2 separate regions of the Homo sapiens genome follow, and region 2 is linked to region 1. A link is a contact called in ENCODE Hi-C or POLR2A ChIA-PET data. All regions are on one chromosome and are shown on one strand. The core of a region is the stretch at or near the end of the contact, and the rest is flanking DNA. Distances in the headings are between cores, read along the strand shown. Region 1 holds the start of CAMSAP1 (calmodulin regulated spectrin associated protein 1). Region 2 holds the start of PPP1R26 (protein phosphatase 1 regulatory subunit 26).

Region 1 (7,773 bases), core at 1,997-4,496:
GAGGAGGGAAGATCACTTGAGCCCGGCAGGCGGAGGTTGCAGTGAACCGAGGTCACACCACTGCACTCCAGCCTGGCCGACAGAGCGAGACCCTGTCCTCCACAAAAAAAAAAAAAAAAAGGAAAAAAGAAAATTACACACGAGGCTGAAGCAGGAGGATCACTGGAGCCCAGGAGTTGGAGACCAGCCTGGGAAACACAGGCAGACTCCATCTCAAACACCTGGCCTCAAGTGATCATCCTACCTCTGCCTCCGAGTCACTAGAATTGTAAGTATAAATTACCACACCTGGCTTAAAAACTTTTTTTTTTGTAATTACATATGCTCCCCCTGTGAAGCAAACTATAGAATGTAAAAGCCCTCTCTCGGCAAAAAGAAGTGGAAACCAGCCAGGCGTGGTGGCTCACACCTGTAATCCCAGCACTTTGGGAGGCCAAGGCAGGCGGATCGTGAGGTCAGGAGTTCGAGACCAGCCTGGCAATATGGAGTAACCCGTCTCTACGAAAAATACAAAAACTGGCCGGGAGTGGGGGCGCACGCCTGTAATCCCAGCTACTTGGGAGGCTGAGGCAGAAGAATCGCTTGAACCCAGGAGGTGGCGGTTGCGGTGAGCTGAGGTCGCGTCACTGCACTCCAGGCTGGACGATAGAGCGAGACTCCGTCTCAAAAAAAAAAAAAAAAGTGGAAACCAGACCTCCTAAAATCGGAGTCTGATGTGCGAAGGCACTGTCACCCACCAGTAAGGGGCACTCCAGTCTCAGCTCCTAAGATGGTGTCCAGTCTTCTCCAGCTCCTGTTCATGTTTCTTTTCTTTAAATGCCCACCTTTTAATAATTCCAGAACTCAAAAGCCCATGTTAGTATCAGATTGTGAATTCATCATCCGATGAGTCAACAAGGATTAAAGAGTGACCTGGTACCGGAAGTGAAACTAGACGAACCCAATACTAACACAGAGACACGCGTACTTATTTCTGGATGGCTGACAAATCCCATGCTGAATGCCAAAGCTAAATGCAATGAAATAAAAAATGCATGCACCTTGCTAAAGAAATTGGAAAGCAGATCGTGAAAGTTCTTTTTATAGCAATTTGTCTAACATCCGCTGCCTGAGCCCTCAGCCCTCTCCACATATAAAATCTTAAAAAACATGCAGGAGTAAAACTTTGTGCTCGGATCCCAGGAGCCATGCCCAAGAATGCACTGGGCTCCACAGCACCTACGGGAGCCCAGCCAGCGCCCACGAGCAGCTGCGGTGAACAGTCCTCAGTGAGACACTCCACAGCAGCGGAAATGTGGAAAAGTGAAGATGAAGTCAAGAAGAACCTAAGAACGTAACGTGGGATAAGGGAATAACAAAAGCCAGTCTCAGAAAGAGACATCATTGGCAAAGGTGTAAAAACTAGTTCGTGGTGTAAGCACATGCGGCAAAATACAAAGAAAAGCAAAACAGTGACTAACACAAGGTGTGAGGCAGGTGAGCCCACGCAGCCGGCAGTGACTGCAAGATACCCAGGCGTCCGCTCTCGGGCTGTTCTTTGCACCTGACTCAAGTTTCATACCTACATCTTACCAATTCCGTTCTCAAAAACTCATGTGAAGTCTTGGATGTAGCAGTGTTTCTTCCTCATTACAACACAGAAACTAAGGTTCCACTGAGCCAGTAAACAAGAACTGTAAAACTGAAAACTGTCAAAGGAAAAACTCTTTCCCAATTACTACTTACACAGTACAAAAACCAGTTTGAAATAAGGCGAGTTATTTAATCCCTAAAACTTACAAAACGCGTTTGTCCTTATGACTAACTCGAGTCTAGCTGGGGCACAGGCCACTGTCAAACAGGGCAACGCCTACTCAGCGTTTTCCAAACTGGTCAACTGAACTCTTCTCTGGAAGGGCTGTCTCCTTTAGTCTTACTCTAAAAAGGGTAATTTTTCACCAGAATAAAGGCAAATATTTTAAGAATGCTTCAAATGAAAAGAGGATTGCAGAAATATTAACCTTTAATTGTACCTGAAACAAAGCACCTGAAATTAATAAAGAAGTCAGCCACTGACGAGAATCACTAGGTCTGTCCTGTTCCCAGGGCACGAAACAGAAGCGTCTTAATCCACTAAGCACATTAGGGCCTAACAAACTGGACTGAGTAACAAGGTTACCTAGTTCTTCCAAACAGGAATTAACCAAAGGGGATCATTATGATTAAGCACAATGCGCGGAATACGCAATTTCTAGTTGGGGAATTCAACAGCTGACAGCTTGTAAGCATCAAAATTCATAACAAGTGCAAGGCTCGGAATCACAGGTCCAGCACTGGACGATGCCCGGCGCGCCGGGAAGCGGCGCCTCAGACGGCGGCCCCGCGTCCCCATGGTCCCTCCCTGCGCCCAGAACCGGGCAGCTCCTTCCCGCCGCCGCCGCCGCCAACGGGAGGCTGGGGGCACTCCCGAAATAGGAGCGGAAGCCCCGACCCACGCCGCCCTCCGCCGCAGGGACGCCCACTCGCCAGGTGACCGCGTCCCCACGCTCCGCGTTGCCCGGGCGCCGCCAGGACCTCGGAGGCGGCCGGCCCAGCCCCGACCCTGTGCGGACGCGGCACAAAGGCGCGGCGCGCGGACCCCGACCCGGCCGGACCCCGGCCGCGTCCCCCGGCCCCGGCCCGCGCCCCTGGCCCCCGCCCCGCGCCCCTCACCCGGCCCACCTCGGCCGTAGGCCTTGGCGCAGATCCACTGCAGGTTGGCGGCGATCTTGGCGCGCGCCGCGTCGTAGCGGTCCAGGGGCACGAGGTCGGCGGCGCCGTCCGGCGGGGCCTCCATCTTCCTCCAGCCCTCGGCGGCGGCGCGGCCGCTCGCGTCCACCATCTGCAGACAAAGGGCTGAGGCGGCGGCCCGGCCGCAACAAAGGCGCCGCCGCCCCTCGCCGCGCCGGGCCCGGTGCGCCCCGAGCCACCACTCGGCCCCGCAGCCGGCCAGCCGGGAGGGGCGCCCGAGCGCGGCCCCCGCCTCACCTCACAGCCGCCGCCGTCGCCGCCCCCGCGGCTGCTGCATGCTGCGGGCGCTGAGCCCGAGCGGAGGAGGTGCCGAGCCCGCGGCCCAAAGAGGCGGCGGCAGGAGGGCGCGGGCCGGGGGCGGGGGCGGGCGCGGGGGCGGGAGCGGGCCGGGGGCGGTGGCAGCGCGTGCGCGGTCCCGGGTGAGCGGCGGCGGCGGCGACAGCGGCTGAGGCGGTGGCCAAGGAGCGGGAGCGCGCTCACCGCCGGGGCCTCGCACAGGCGCAGTAGGCACCGCCCGCCACCCCGCCCTCGACCCCGCCCCCAGCTCCGCTCCCTTCTCGCGCCTGCCCCGCCCCTTTCCGCAGGCGCAGTAGGCACCGCCCGCCAGCCCGCGCCCGCCCCGCCCCTTTCCGCAGGCGCAGTAGGTGGCACCCGCAGGCCTGTGCCTGCCCCGCCCCTTTCCGCAGGCGCAGTGAGCGTCGACCCGCCCCTCCCCGCCCGCTTCCGCAGGCGCAGTAGGACCCGCCCTGGTCCGCGCCTGCCCCGTTGCTTTCCTCAGGCTCTAAGGCCCGCGGTGTGGAGCGCGGCGTAGGCAGCGGGGAGTGGGCGGCGCGGGGTGGGTGGAGTGGGTCGGCGGCGGGGATCCTGCCGAGCCCGCAGCTGCCCTCTTTTAGCGCCGTGTCTCCTCCCCGGCCCTGGCTCGTCCCACCTCAGCCACAGCCCGGCCCCCTGGCCGGCCGAGGTCTCGCCGCCGGCGCCCTGGGGACCTCGTGGGTGTGGCCGGCGGCGACCTCGGCAGGCGACAGCCCAGCAGACGGGCACCAGGTGGACGTGCCAGTCTCCAGACCCCCGTCCCGGTGCAGGGAAGGTGGGCGTTTGGACCCCTGAGGCAGAAACAGGTGCGGCCCCGCCGGCGCATCCCCCGGAAGGGACGCTGACTTCGTTCCCCTGGAGCCTGCGTCGGGGCCCGCGCTGGGCTGAGAATTACGGGAACGCCGTGAGAGTTTGCATTCCGAGGATTTGGTCTGAGAACCTCACCAGCGAAATAGAGAACTGCCCCCGGGAGAGCCGGCCCACGTGCCGCCCACCGGCGCCTTGACGGCAGGGAGAGGTCGAGCTTCCAGGGAGCGGGCGCCCGGCGCGGGGCTCCCAGCCTGTCTGTACCTGGTCGAGACACCCCGTGCCAGAGGCGGAACATGTATGAAATGCCAGGTGCCCAGAGGACCCAGGCAGTCCGTCATTCACATACCAACCCACGTGCAGGCTTCAATTCAACCTTGAAGCCATTTGGGCCTGGGCTTTTTTGATGACTTATTTGATTCATAGTTTTTTGGTTACTAATTGAGTCTCTTCACTTGTTATAGGTCTGTTGAGATTGTCTATTTTTTCTTGAGTCAGCCGTCTGAAAAGAACACGAGGTGGACAGGGCAGAGCGGTCAAGGAAAGCCATAGGAGGAGGGCACTTATTTGAGCAAAGACCGGCGGGACGTGGGCGTCGAGGGTAAGGATATCTGCAGAAGTACTGTCTTGAGCAAGGAGCACGGCAGACAGAGCCTCTGAGACACGAGAGCCTGGAGTGTAAGAAACACAGTAGAGGCCACTAAGTCGAGAACGCAGGAGCTGGAAGGACTGGTAGGAAATGGGAGGTGGGGACATGGAGGGATGCAGACAGGTCCTGCACAGTCAGAACTGTGGCCCCTTCTCTGCAGGAAATGGGCAGCCTTCGGAAGACTGAGCACACGGAAGGATATGACTAACCCTTTAAAAGGGTCATTCTGACTCCTGGGTGAAGAACAGACTAGGAAGGGCTGAGGAGGAGGCAGGAGGCCATCTACTGTTATATGGGATGTGGAGTGTGACCCGGAAAGGTCAAGTGTGACTCTAAGGGCTTTTTGTGTACTGATCTTTTATCCTGCAACCTTGCTAAACCCATTTATTAGTTCTTCTTGTCTTTTAGTGGCATTTATTAGTTGTTCTAGTGTTTTAGTGGATTCCTTGGGATTTTATACAAAAGCGTGTCATTTGTGAATAGAGATCAGTTTATCTCTTCCTTTCTAATCTGGATGCCTTTTATTTCTTCTCCTTGCCTAGCTGCCCTATCTAGAAGCTCCAGTACAATATTGACTAGAAGCAGCAAGAGTGGACATCCTTGTCTTGCTCCTGATTTCAGGGAGGAGGCATCCAGTCTTTCACCTTTGGGTATGATGATAGCTGTGGGTGCTTAAAAAATAGGTTTTATCAGGCTGGGCACAGTGGCTCACGCCTGTAATCCCAACCCTTTGGGAGGTCGAGGCGGGCGGATCACGTGGGGTCCAGAGTTTGAGACCAGCCTGGCCAACATGGAGAAATCCCATCTCTACTAAAAATACAAAAAGTTAGCTGAGGTTGGTGGCCGGTGCCTGTAATCCCAGCTAAAAAAGGGAAACTGTCTAAAAATCATTAAAAAAAAGGGTACTTCCTCAACCTGATAAAACCTATTTTTTGTTTGTTTGAGATAGTGTCTCACTCTGTCACCCAGGCTGGAGTACAGTGGCTGGATCTTGGCTCACTGCAACCTCTGCCTCCCAGGTTCAAGCGATTTTCCTGCCTCAGCCTCCTGAGTAGCTGGGATTGCAGGCACAGGCCGCCACGCCCAGCTAGTTTTGTATTTTTAGTAGAGATGGGGTTTTACCATGTTGGCCAGGCTGGTCTTGAACTCCTGACCTCCAGTAATCCACCCCCCTGGGCCTCCCAAAATGCTGGGATTATAGGCGTGAGCTACCACGCCCAGCCGAGGAAGTATCTTCTATTTCTAGTTTGTTGAGTGTGTTTATCATGAAAACGTGTCAGATTTGGTTAAATGATTTTTCCACATCCATTGAGATGATGATCATGGGTTTTTTTCCTTGTTCTAGTAATGTGGTGTGTTACATTAATTGACTTTCAGATATTGAAAAGACACTTATCCCCTGCGTTCAGATAAATTCCAGTTGGTCATGGAGTATCTGTCTTCCTGGATTCAGTTTAATACAATTTTGTTGAGTGATTTTTTTTATCCATATTCATCATAGATACTGGTCTGAAGTTTTCTTGTGGTGTCTGTGTCTGGTTTTGGTATCGGTATCAGTGTCCTACTGGGCCTCATAAAATGAGTTGGAAGTGTTCCTCTTTTTTTTTTTTTTTTTTTTTTTAAGATGGCTGTTCACTGTATCATCCAGGCTGGTCACCAATTCCTGGCTTCAACTGATCCTCCCACCTCAAGCCTCCTGAGTAGCTGGGATCACAGGCACAAGCCACTGGACCCAGCTTTAATTGTTTAAGTGTTTCATAGAATTCATTATTGAAGCCATTTGGGTCTGGGCTTTTTTGATTACTTATTTTGATTATTAATTCAATCTCTATTTGTTGTAGGTCTATTCAGATCATCTGTTTGTGTCTTTAGAGGAATTTGTCCGTTTTATTTAAGTTACAGTGTTTTGGGCGTAAGCAATTTTAAGGAGAAAGTTATCCTTAACCAAGATGGGAAAGGTCGAGGCAGGGTGGTACAGGGATTTTACCTCCCACCAGGTATCTCCCACAAACTCCCCCTAATATAATACCGGCGGAGTTTGGGCTGTGGCTTTGGCTGTGTTGAGTCTCAGATGCCTGTTGGGCCTCCTCATGGAAACGCTGGTGGGCGATTGGATGAGCAAGTCACCGGCGTGGCCCAGGTTGGAGACTGGGAATTGTCACCACAGAGAGAGCCTTTAGAGCTGTGAGACAGGAGGAGGCGCCAAGGAGCCATTGCTCAGGTGGAGGGGAAGTCGAGGCATGGTGCTTGGGCCTAGGGGCAGCACTTGGGAGTAGTCAGCCTGAAAGGTGAGAAGCCAGGAGAGGGGTCCCCAGCTTATGGCCTGGGAGCTAACTCAGATTTGGCGAGTGCAGGTTTTGTGGAATGGTGGTGTATTAGTCCGTTTTCACGGTGCTAATAAAGACACACCCGACACTGGGCAATTTACAAAAGACAGAGGTTTAGTGACTTACAGTTCCACATGGCTGGGGAGGCCTCACAATCATGGTGGAAGGCAAGGAGGAGCAAGTCACATCTTACGTGGATGGCGGCAGGCAAAGAGCGAGATTGGGCAGGGAAACTCCCCCTAATATGATACTGTCAGATCTCGTGAGACTTACTCACTATCACGAGAACAGCATGGGAAAGACCTGCCCCATGATTCAATTACCTCCCACCGGGTCCCTCCCACAGCATGTGCAAATTCAAGATGAGATATGGGTGGGGACAAAAGACAGGCAGGAGTTCCGAGGATGAGTATTTGCATTCTGTCCCTGAGTTTGCTGTAAAGGAGAGCAGCGAGACAGAGGCATGGGGTGCGGAATGGCGTGTTTAAGATGGAGTGATGACAGGTGCCCGTTGGAGTGATGCAGTAGACAGGATCTGATGATGGGGAGCAGGTGTCGTGTGCCCTTGAGCAGGAGCCCAGCAGAGAGACCCTTTTTCCTCCTGTAGCAGCAGAAGAGAAGGCAGCAGGGTGCAGGACTGAAGGAGGGCTGGGCTGGGCTGGGATGGGAGCCTGGCTGGTTTTCCCCTGGTGGCCCTATGACTGGTTAAGGGCAGGGCAGAGGCACGGCAGGTTGGAGGCACAGAAGGCCCAAGATAGTTATCTGGGCTGGATGTGGGGCGGTATTCTCGCCTCTCTGGGGACATCCCTTAAGTGGACAGGAAGACTGGGTGGTTCAGGTGTATGTCCACTCACCAAGAACACAGGATGAAGGTGGGGCCTAGACAGTGGCTGTTTTGACCAGGGCAGA
Region 2 (7,773 bases), core at 2,125-4,624, 430 kb before region 1:
ACAGGCATGAGCCACTGAGCCCAGCCCTTGAGTTTTCTTTAATTATGACAATGTAACTAATTCTGTAAAGGAAAAGAGCAACAGAGGAACTGCTGGCTTTTCTTTATGAGCTCAGACTTTGGTCCCCAGCAGGCCCTCAGCCATCTCTCCCAGGCGGTCTCTCCACTCCACATGGAGAGTGACCTTCATGTGGTCCCACTGGACTCTTTGTGCCCTTCACAGAAGGCCAAGCAGAGGCCCAGAGGGGAGCAACAGCCACATAGGGACCCAAGAGCCCACCAGAGCCCCTCAGGTGAGACGTGCAGCCCACTGCACCTGTCCCTGCTGCCACCGCCCATCCACCCATGGACAGCAGAGCCCCGGGCTGGGCAGAAAGATGCCAGGAGTCCTCACTTCCTCCATGGCGGATAATGAAGGTGACCCTGCGTGCTGATCCCCGGAGGCACAGACTGCACAGTGAGGAGCCTGACTAGGGGGTCCCAAGGCCAAGGCCAGAGCCTCTCACAACAGGAGAGTCTGACAATGACAGACGCCCCTCCTGTTCCTCCAATGAAGGCCTCACAAGGCACTGTTGAGGCCTCCTAAGAATTTAATAAAAAAAAAAAAAAAAGCACCAACCAACCAATCTCTGAACATCGGTAGCTTCAAAAAAGGAGTACAAGTGTTCCCTGTTTTGAGAAACTATTATTACGTGCCACACACTCTGGCCCAGGAATTCCCCAAGAGCCCCAGGTCACACCCCTCCATGCCCTCCACTGTTCTCTTACTTTGGAATGCAGGGATTAAACTGGTGAATGATTATGAAATCTTAGAGTGGTAAAAGCTATTCCAGGCCTTACCCCAAAGCCAGAAACCACAAAAGAAAACTTGATTGATTTAGCTACAGAAGAACTTCAAACTTGTGTGTAGTAAAAAAATAAAAAGGCAGGACACAGTAGCTCCCATCTGTAATCCCAGCACTTTGGGAAGCCAAGGAGGGTGGATCACTCAAGCCAGGAGTTCAAGACCAGCCTGGGGAACATGGCAAAACCCCATCTCTACAAAAACATACAAAAACTAGCCAGGCGTGGTGACGTGCACCTGTAGTCCCAGCTACTGGGGAGGCTGAGGTGGGAGGATAACCTGAGCCGGGGGAGGTTGAGGCTGCAGTGCCATGATCACGCCACTACACTCCAGCCTGGGTGTACACAGAGTAAGACCCTGTCTCAAAAAAAAAAAAAAAAAAAAAAAAAGGTTGAACAAACAAAAAACCAAAATCCAAAGTCAAAAGAAAAATGACAGAAAAATAAATGCAATGTACAAGAGTATATTGTACTACTGTACAATATTCTGTGTTATTGTACTGTTGTACAATACACTTTTTTTCTGAGACAGAGTCTCGCTCTGTCACCCAGGCTGGAGTGCTGTGGCACCGTCTCGGTTCACTGCAACCTCCACCTCCTGGGTTCAAGCAATTCTCCTGCCTCAGCCTCCCGATTATCTGGGATTACAGGCACCCGCTACCACACCCGGTTAATTTTTGTATTTTTTAGTAGAGACGAGGTTTCATCATGTTAGCCAGGCTGGTCTCAAACTCCTGACTTCAGGTGATCTGCCCAACTTGGCCTCCCAAAGTGCTGGGATTACAGGGGTGAGCCGCCGCGCCCGACCATACATTGCATTTACGCTCTTGTACAGAGTAGCATACAGCACAGAGAAGAGCTAAATTCCTTACGGTAACAAGCTCTTAGAATCCCTAAGAAAAAGACACACAGCCCAACAGAAAAATAAAAAATGGGCAAAGAACACAGACAGGCAATATTCCAAATGGCCAATAATAAAATGAAAAGATGTTCAACATCACCAGCAGTCAAAGAAATTAGGATTCAAGTGATGAAAAGGGCTGTTTCGCCTATCAGACTGCCAAAGACATAACGCAATGACATATCTCAGGGCTGGCAAGAGGACAGGCAAGCGGGCATGCCCGCTCACCAGTGGGTGGACGGCAGGCTGGCCCCGCATTTCTGGAGGGCATTTTGGCAAAATGCAGCATAGTCTTTGGCCCGCCGGCCTCTTCTAGGGATTTGCCCGCAGGAAATGCTCAGAGCCGCTCTAAGGAGGCATCATGAAAGCTGTTCACCACAGCACTGTTTTAAAAACTGTGAAGCAGCATGCCAAAACCTTAACAGCCCATGTCTCTGGGAAGTCACCTTATTAATTAGATCATCTCCCCAAAGTTTGGTAATGAAAGAGTATTATTTCATGAGAAAAAAAAAATTGCTTTTTGAAAAAATTCACGAAGGCATTAAAACAATTCTTTAATGGGTTTCCTGACCCAAAACTGGCCCTCCAGCTTCCCAGGCTGGCATGACTAGAAGCACCCCTCCAAGGCAAGTCTCTGATTTTGATCCTATCAAATCTCTGACACTTTCTAGACAGGAACCGAACCCACAAATTCATCTCCCAGACACGTGTGGATCAGGGCCCAGGGGGCTTACAGAAGCAGCGCGGTGCCCCTGCGCACCATCTGCCCCTTCCACGAGTGGGCGCTGAGGGAGGATCCAGTCGGGTCTGCCCGTTCCCCGCCGCCCGGGGATGCTGAGCACACCCGGGCCACCGCCAGCCTCGGGCACACACCCTGGACCTTTTATAAAACAAAACTGGGAAGACTTTCAAGGTCACATGGTCAGTGCACAGCAGAAGCAGAAACAGCAGCGGCCTCAAGGTCCGGGGCAGTTCCTAGAAACTGTTCCCTCCCCCGAACCTGGCGGCAGGTGTGCTCGAGGAGCCGCCGCCCCGGGCAGGTCGTGCGTCCACTCCCCGCCGCAAGCTCGGGTGGGGCAGCCGCGGGGACACGCGGGGGCCGCCCCCGACCCCGGCCCAAGGCTGTGGGGCTGGAGGGGCGGGCGGGCCGGTCTCAGCCCGGAGCCCCGCGTGAACTTCGGGGAGGAACTCGGTTGGCGCCGGGGCCCCGCACGCTCCCTTCCCGCGGCTCCGAGCGCTTTCCCACGGCCACGCCCCCCGCGCCCAGAACTTCCCGGCGACCCCGCGCCCCCTGCGCGCCCCCCGGAGGTGGCCGCGGTACGGGAGGCGGGCAGCACGGGGCTCGGCCCGGCCCAAGCGCCTTCGCCCCGCACCCCGCGGAGGGGGCCGCGTCCGAACCGGGCGGGGCGGGGCGGGGGCGTCCCCGGGGCGCGGGCGCGGCGGCAGGTGGGCGCGCTCTCGCGGGCGGGGGTCCGGCCGGGCCGCGCGCCTCCCCCGGAACTCGGCCGTGCCATTCCCATGATGCCCAGCCACGGGCACGGCTTCCGGAGTGCGGCCGCCGCCGCCACCGTCCGGTAGGTCGCGGGGAGGGGGCGGCTTGGGGGGGTCGCCCCGCCCCCCGCCCCGCCCCTCCCCTCCCGCGCTTCCCACGGCGCGGCCCGGGCGCGGGGCGGCGGCAGCGGCGGCGCGCGGGGAGGCGGGGAGGCGGGGGGCCCGGCCGGACGCCCCTGCGCCCCCTCCCCGCGCCCCGGCCGAGGGCGGAGCGCGCTGGCCCTGCAGCCTCCGGCCCGCCCCCGGCCCGCCGCCTCCCCCGGGACGTGGGACGCGGGCGCAGGCGGGGTCCGCGCGGCGGGCGGCGGGGGACGGGCGGAGGTGAGCGGGTGCAGGGCCGGGGCCGGGGGGCTCGGGGGCTGGGAAGCTGGGGGGTCGGGGACAGGAGGGCCAGCCAGGCCGGGGCCGGCGCGCCGTGCAGGCCGCGGCGGGCGGGCGGCGGGGGCTCCCCGAGGCAGGCGGACGGGGATCGGCGCCGGGGCTGCTCCGTTCCCCGGGCGGGGATCCTGTCTCTGGCCTCCGTGCGACTCTCGGCCCGCGCGCCCCGCGCTCCTGGAGCCCCAGGTGAGGCGCAGGTGAGGGCCCGCGGTGGGGAGCTTTGGCCCGGCCCGGGGCGGCCGCTGCCCTCCGAGAATGGCCGCGGCCCGGCCGGCCTGGAGACTGCGGTTCACGCCCTGCGCCAGGCGGAGCTTCCGGGAGGGTGGCCGCTCTCCCGGGCCCCAAGCTCGCTAGTCCTCGGATCCCAGAAACATAACTCCGGGGGTGCAGACCTGCTTGGAGGCCCGGCCTCTTCCCTGGGAGGCGTTCACTCCCGCCGGGCCGAGGACCAGGTCGCCGATCCCAGCGGCTAGGGTGAGCGCGCCCTCGGGGAGGGGAGCTCCCTTGGGGGACCCTGCCCAGCCCGCAGGCCGTGAGTAGCCCAAGCTTGGGAGTCAGGGGAGGTCGGGCCGGGGCAGCCGGGAGGGGCTCACCTTGCCTTCAGTTCCCAAGCACAGGAAATGGCGGTGCAGCTTTGCTGGGGGACGCTTGTAGTGAGGTTGTAAAATTGCAGCTTCTGGAAGGCTGGGAGCTGAATTCTAGCCCACGCCCACTTCTGGGTGGCTGGAGCGGGTCCTCCTGCTGCCCCGCCCGCTCCTGCACCGGGGCTCCTCTCCCTGGCCTGCAGACCCTGGCCTCCCTACCCTGGGGGGAAACCCCACCTGGGAGGTAAGACCGCTGGCTGAGCTGCTTTTCGGCCAACCGAGAAATGTAGAGTATTTGGGGGCGTTTCTCACAGGTGGGCAGACTGTTAGGATGGCGAGGGCCCAGTGTGGGTGCTTTGGTTCTCTCCAGAAGGTTGATGTCTGGACCGAGAAGGTACCCGAGTGTTCTCCACCGCTTCCTAAAATCTGACACCGTGTGGCCTTGGGGTGCAGGTGCTGGGTGTCCCCACAGCCACCCTCAAGACCGTATCCTGAGGCAGCAATTTGACAAAGCCTGCACCTCTGGCTTGGGCCCACACCTATCTCTAAGGACTGATTAGGGGGCTTTTCTTGTTTTTTTTTTTTTTTTTTTTTTAGAGCCAGAGTCTCGCTTTGTCGCCCAGGCTGGAGTGCAATGGCTGATCTCGGCTCACTGTAATCTCCGCCTCCCTGGTTCAAGCGATTCTCGTGCCTCAGCCCCTGGAGTAGCTGGAACTACAGACGTGGGCTCCCACGCCCAGCTAATTTATGTGTTTTTAGTAGAGATGGGGTTTCGCCATGTTGGCCAGGCTGGTCTCGAACTCCTGGCCTCAAGTGATCCACCTGCCTCCACCTCCCAGAGTGCTGGGATTACAGGTGTGAGCCACTATCCCCGACCCAGGGGGCTTTTCAAGAATGATTCATCTCGCATAATGTTTTAAAGCCACAAGCTGTCCTGGGGAGACGACCCCCCTCGATTTTTTTTTTTCTTTCTGAGATGGAGTCTCGTTCTGTCTCCTAGGCTGGAGTGCAGTGGCGCGATCTCGGCTCACTGCAACCTCTGCCTCCTGGGTTCAAGCAATTCTCCTGTCTCAGCCTCCCCAGTAGCTGGGATTACGGGCACACGCCACCACGCCCAGCTAATTTTTGTATTTTTAGCAGAGGAGGGGTTTCACCATATTGGCCAGGCTGGTCTCAAACTCCTGACCTCAGGTGATCCACCTGCCTCAGCCTCCCAAAGTGCTGGGATTACAGGCGTCAGCCACTGCACCTGGCCAGATTTTTTAATACCATTCTTGAACTAGGTGATTTGACAACTTAGAAAACTGTTCACTGGGTGTCCAGGCCTTCTCTGCAACCAGTCAGAAGCTGTAAATGTGGCTAGTGGAGAACAGACTATTTCCCCAGGAAAACTCCCCTCCCCGACCTTGTCATCTAGTGTAAAGACACTGACTTGGGCCGGTTTTCTTAAGGTAGTATTTAAGGTAGTATTCTTAAGGTAGTATTGCTGTTTAAGGAGTCAATAGTCTTAATTTAGACGCTCCTCAGCCCAAGGCTAATGCAAATGTTTTGTCATTTATGTCATTTTGCAGAGGCAATTTGAATAACACCTACAGTAAGGCAGGCGTGGGTTTGCTAGCCAGTGAAAGAGCTCCTCTCGCATTGTTGGTCCCCCAGTGCTCTGTGTCAGTGGGGAATCTCTCCAGAAGGTGACTTTATGGGGGATGTCATGGGCTGCAGTGGGTGGCCAGAATTTGAGAACTAGCAGATAACGTCACATACGTGCCCCATCCCCATCACTTCAGCCAGCATCAGATCTGCTGTCCAGGATAGCTATACATTACTTGTGGTTAAATGTATTTGTCTTAATACATTAAGTTAAATATATTTGTACTTGTGGTTAAATGTCTTAGAGTAAGTTCCTTCAAAAGTTAATTTTGAGCCCTTAAGTTAATGATATTTCTTTCCAAAAAAAAAAAATTTATCAACTGTAGCTTCAGCCTGTAATTAGATGCCTCTGATTCTCTTTGATTCTGGTAGTCAAAAGTCTATTGAAAAAGCAGAGAGAGAATGCCTCGGTGTGTAAGTGGAGTGATGAGGACCTGATCTCTGGGCCGTGTGGGAACACTGGCTGCCATTTCATCACAGTCAACCTGGACTCACAGAATTTCAAGTAATTTCAAGTAATTCTTGTATTTTAGTTTCCCTTGTAGGGCACAAATTGGTGCTAGCAAATGACTTACTTCTGAATCTGTCTCACCCCCTGGTTAATTGCTGGTTACCCCTTTTGGGCTCACCTGTGTGTAGGTGGCCAGGCTCACCTTTTGTTTCTTTTTCTTTCTTTCTTTTTTTTTTTTTTTTTTTTGAGATGGAGTCTCATTCTGTCGCCCAGACTGGAGTGCAGTGGCATGATCTCAGCTCACTGCAAACTCTACCTCCTGGGTTCGAGCAATTCTCCTGCCTCAGCCTCCCAAGTAGCTGGGATTACAGGCATGCGCCACCATGCCCGGCTAATTTTTGTGTTTTTTTAGTAGAGATGGAGTTTCACTATATTGGTCAGGCTGATCTTGAGCTCCTGACCTCAGGTGATCCACCCGCCTCGGCCTTCCAAAGTGCTGGATTACAGGCGTGAGCCACCACACCTGGCCACAGCCTCACGTTTTTGTGAAAAGATGGTGGCATGTAAATACCCAATTATGTGCTTGTCAGGAAGGAAGCGCCTGGTTAACCGGAGAAAGCTCCTGGTAAAGAAGAATCCATAACAGAGGCAAAACATACTGGCCAGTTTTCGCCCACTGCTGAGGTCCTGAGGGCAGCCACAGCCTCTGAGCCAAGGGGAGTTCAGTGTCCATAAGCCTTGGAGGCTTGCTTGCACAAGAACCGCTTTGCACTGCAATTTTGGGGTAGGCAGGTGGGTATCAGAGCAATGTGTTAAGAATGAATAGCTGCGCAGTATCCCTGGTATTGTTCTAAGTGACTGCCATCCACCTGAGCTTCCTCCCTGCAGTGGCAATCCCCAGGCCATTCGTGAGCAGGTCTTCAAAGTGTCCCAAGCTCAGCCCAGCACTTGTGCTGAGGCAGCCACCTTTGGTCTGAAATCTGGCAGCGCAGGATGAGAAGGGGGACATCACTGTGTTCAGGGTGACTTCTGTGCTAGTTAGCTAAGAATAACAATGCAGTCCCATGCGACCACCTGGCAAATTTACATTTGACATTTAACATAGAGAGGGTTTAGTAAAAGCAGCCCTTCAAGATGTTTGGGGAAATAATTTCTGAGTGGCTCACATCATACAACTTTCCGTTCCAGGAGCTTGTCGGTTGGGTCAAGAATGAACCTACGCATGACGGCGTGCTGATCCTGGGTTTCTAGTCATCCTTTTTAAGCTGCAAAGAAGCATTTGCAGACGTTGTCTCATGGGTACCGCTTGCCAACTTTGGAGGTAAATAAAACCTCTCCCCTCTTACAGAGAAGGTGGAAGCCCGGAGTGAGAAGGGAAGAGCGGGGAGGTGATGACCGTGCGTGCCCCGGGCGGCACCG

What was found. Hi-C counts contacts between places; a loop is a spot of excess contacts on that map. ChIA-PET counts read pairs that join two places held with the same protein, here RNA polymerase II (POLR2A). Pooled maps may share reads with other maps.
Region 2: a pooled map shows a loop between it and region 1 (5-fold over the local background). The contact joins the promoter of PPP1R26 here to the promoter of CAMSAP1 in region 1. A Hi-C loop is called at or near these places in 1 of 168 maps with a recorded cell type or tissue (ascending aorta) and 10 of 50 pooled maps. POLR2A ChIA-PET finds 5 or more read pairs at or near these places in 1 of 52 experiments (HEK293).

What each region holds. Positions count from the first base shown.
Region 1 is chr9:135,904,300-135,912,072 of GRCh38, forward strand. It overlaps CAMSAP1 (calmodulin regulated spectrin associated protein 1), which reads right to left and starts at 3,247. Exons shown (of 17, transcript NM_015447.4): 1 at 2,701-3,247. The coding sequence starts at 2,860. CAMSAP1-DT (CAMSAP1 divergent transcript) reads left to right here and starts at 3,534. Exons shown (of 2, transcript XR_007061860.1): 1 at 3,534-4,620. RefSeq lists an enhancer at 540-1,739 and silencers at 2,386-2,435, 2,836-2,905, 2,986-3,095, 3,136-3,815.
Region 2 is chr9:135,476,408-135,484,180 of GRCh38, forward strand. It overlaps PPP1R26 (protein phosphatase 1 regulatory subunit 26), which reads left to right and starts at 3,375. Exons shown (of 4, transcript NM_014811.5): 1 at 3,375-3,615; 2 at 6,276-6,408; 3 at 7,543-7,675. RefSeq lists silencers at 3,897-3,956, 3,967-4,016.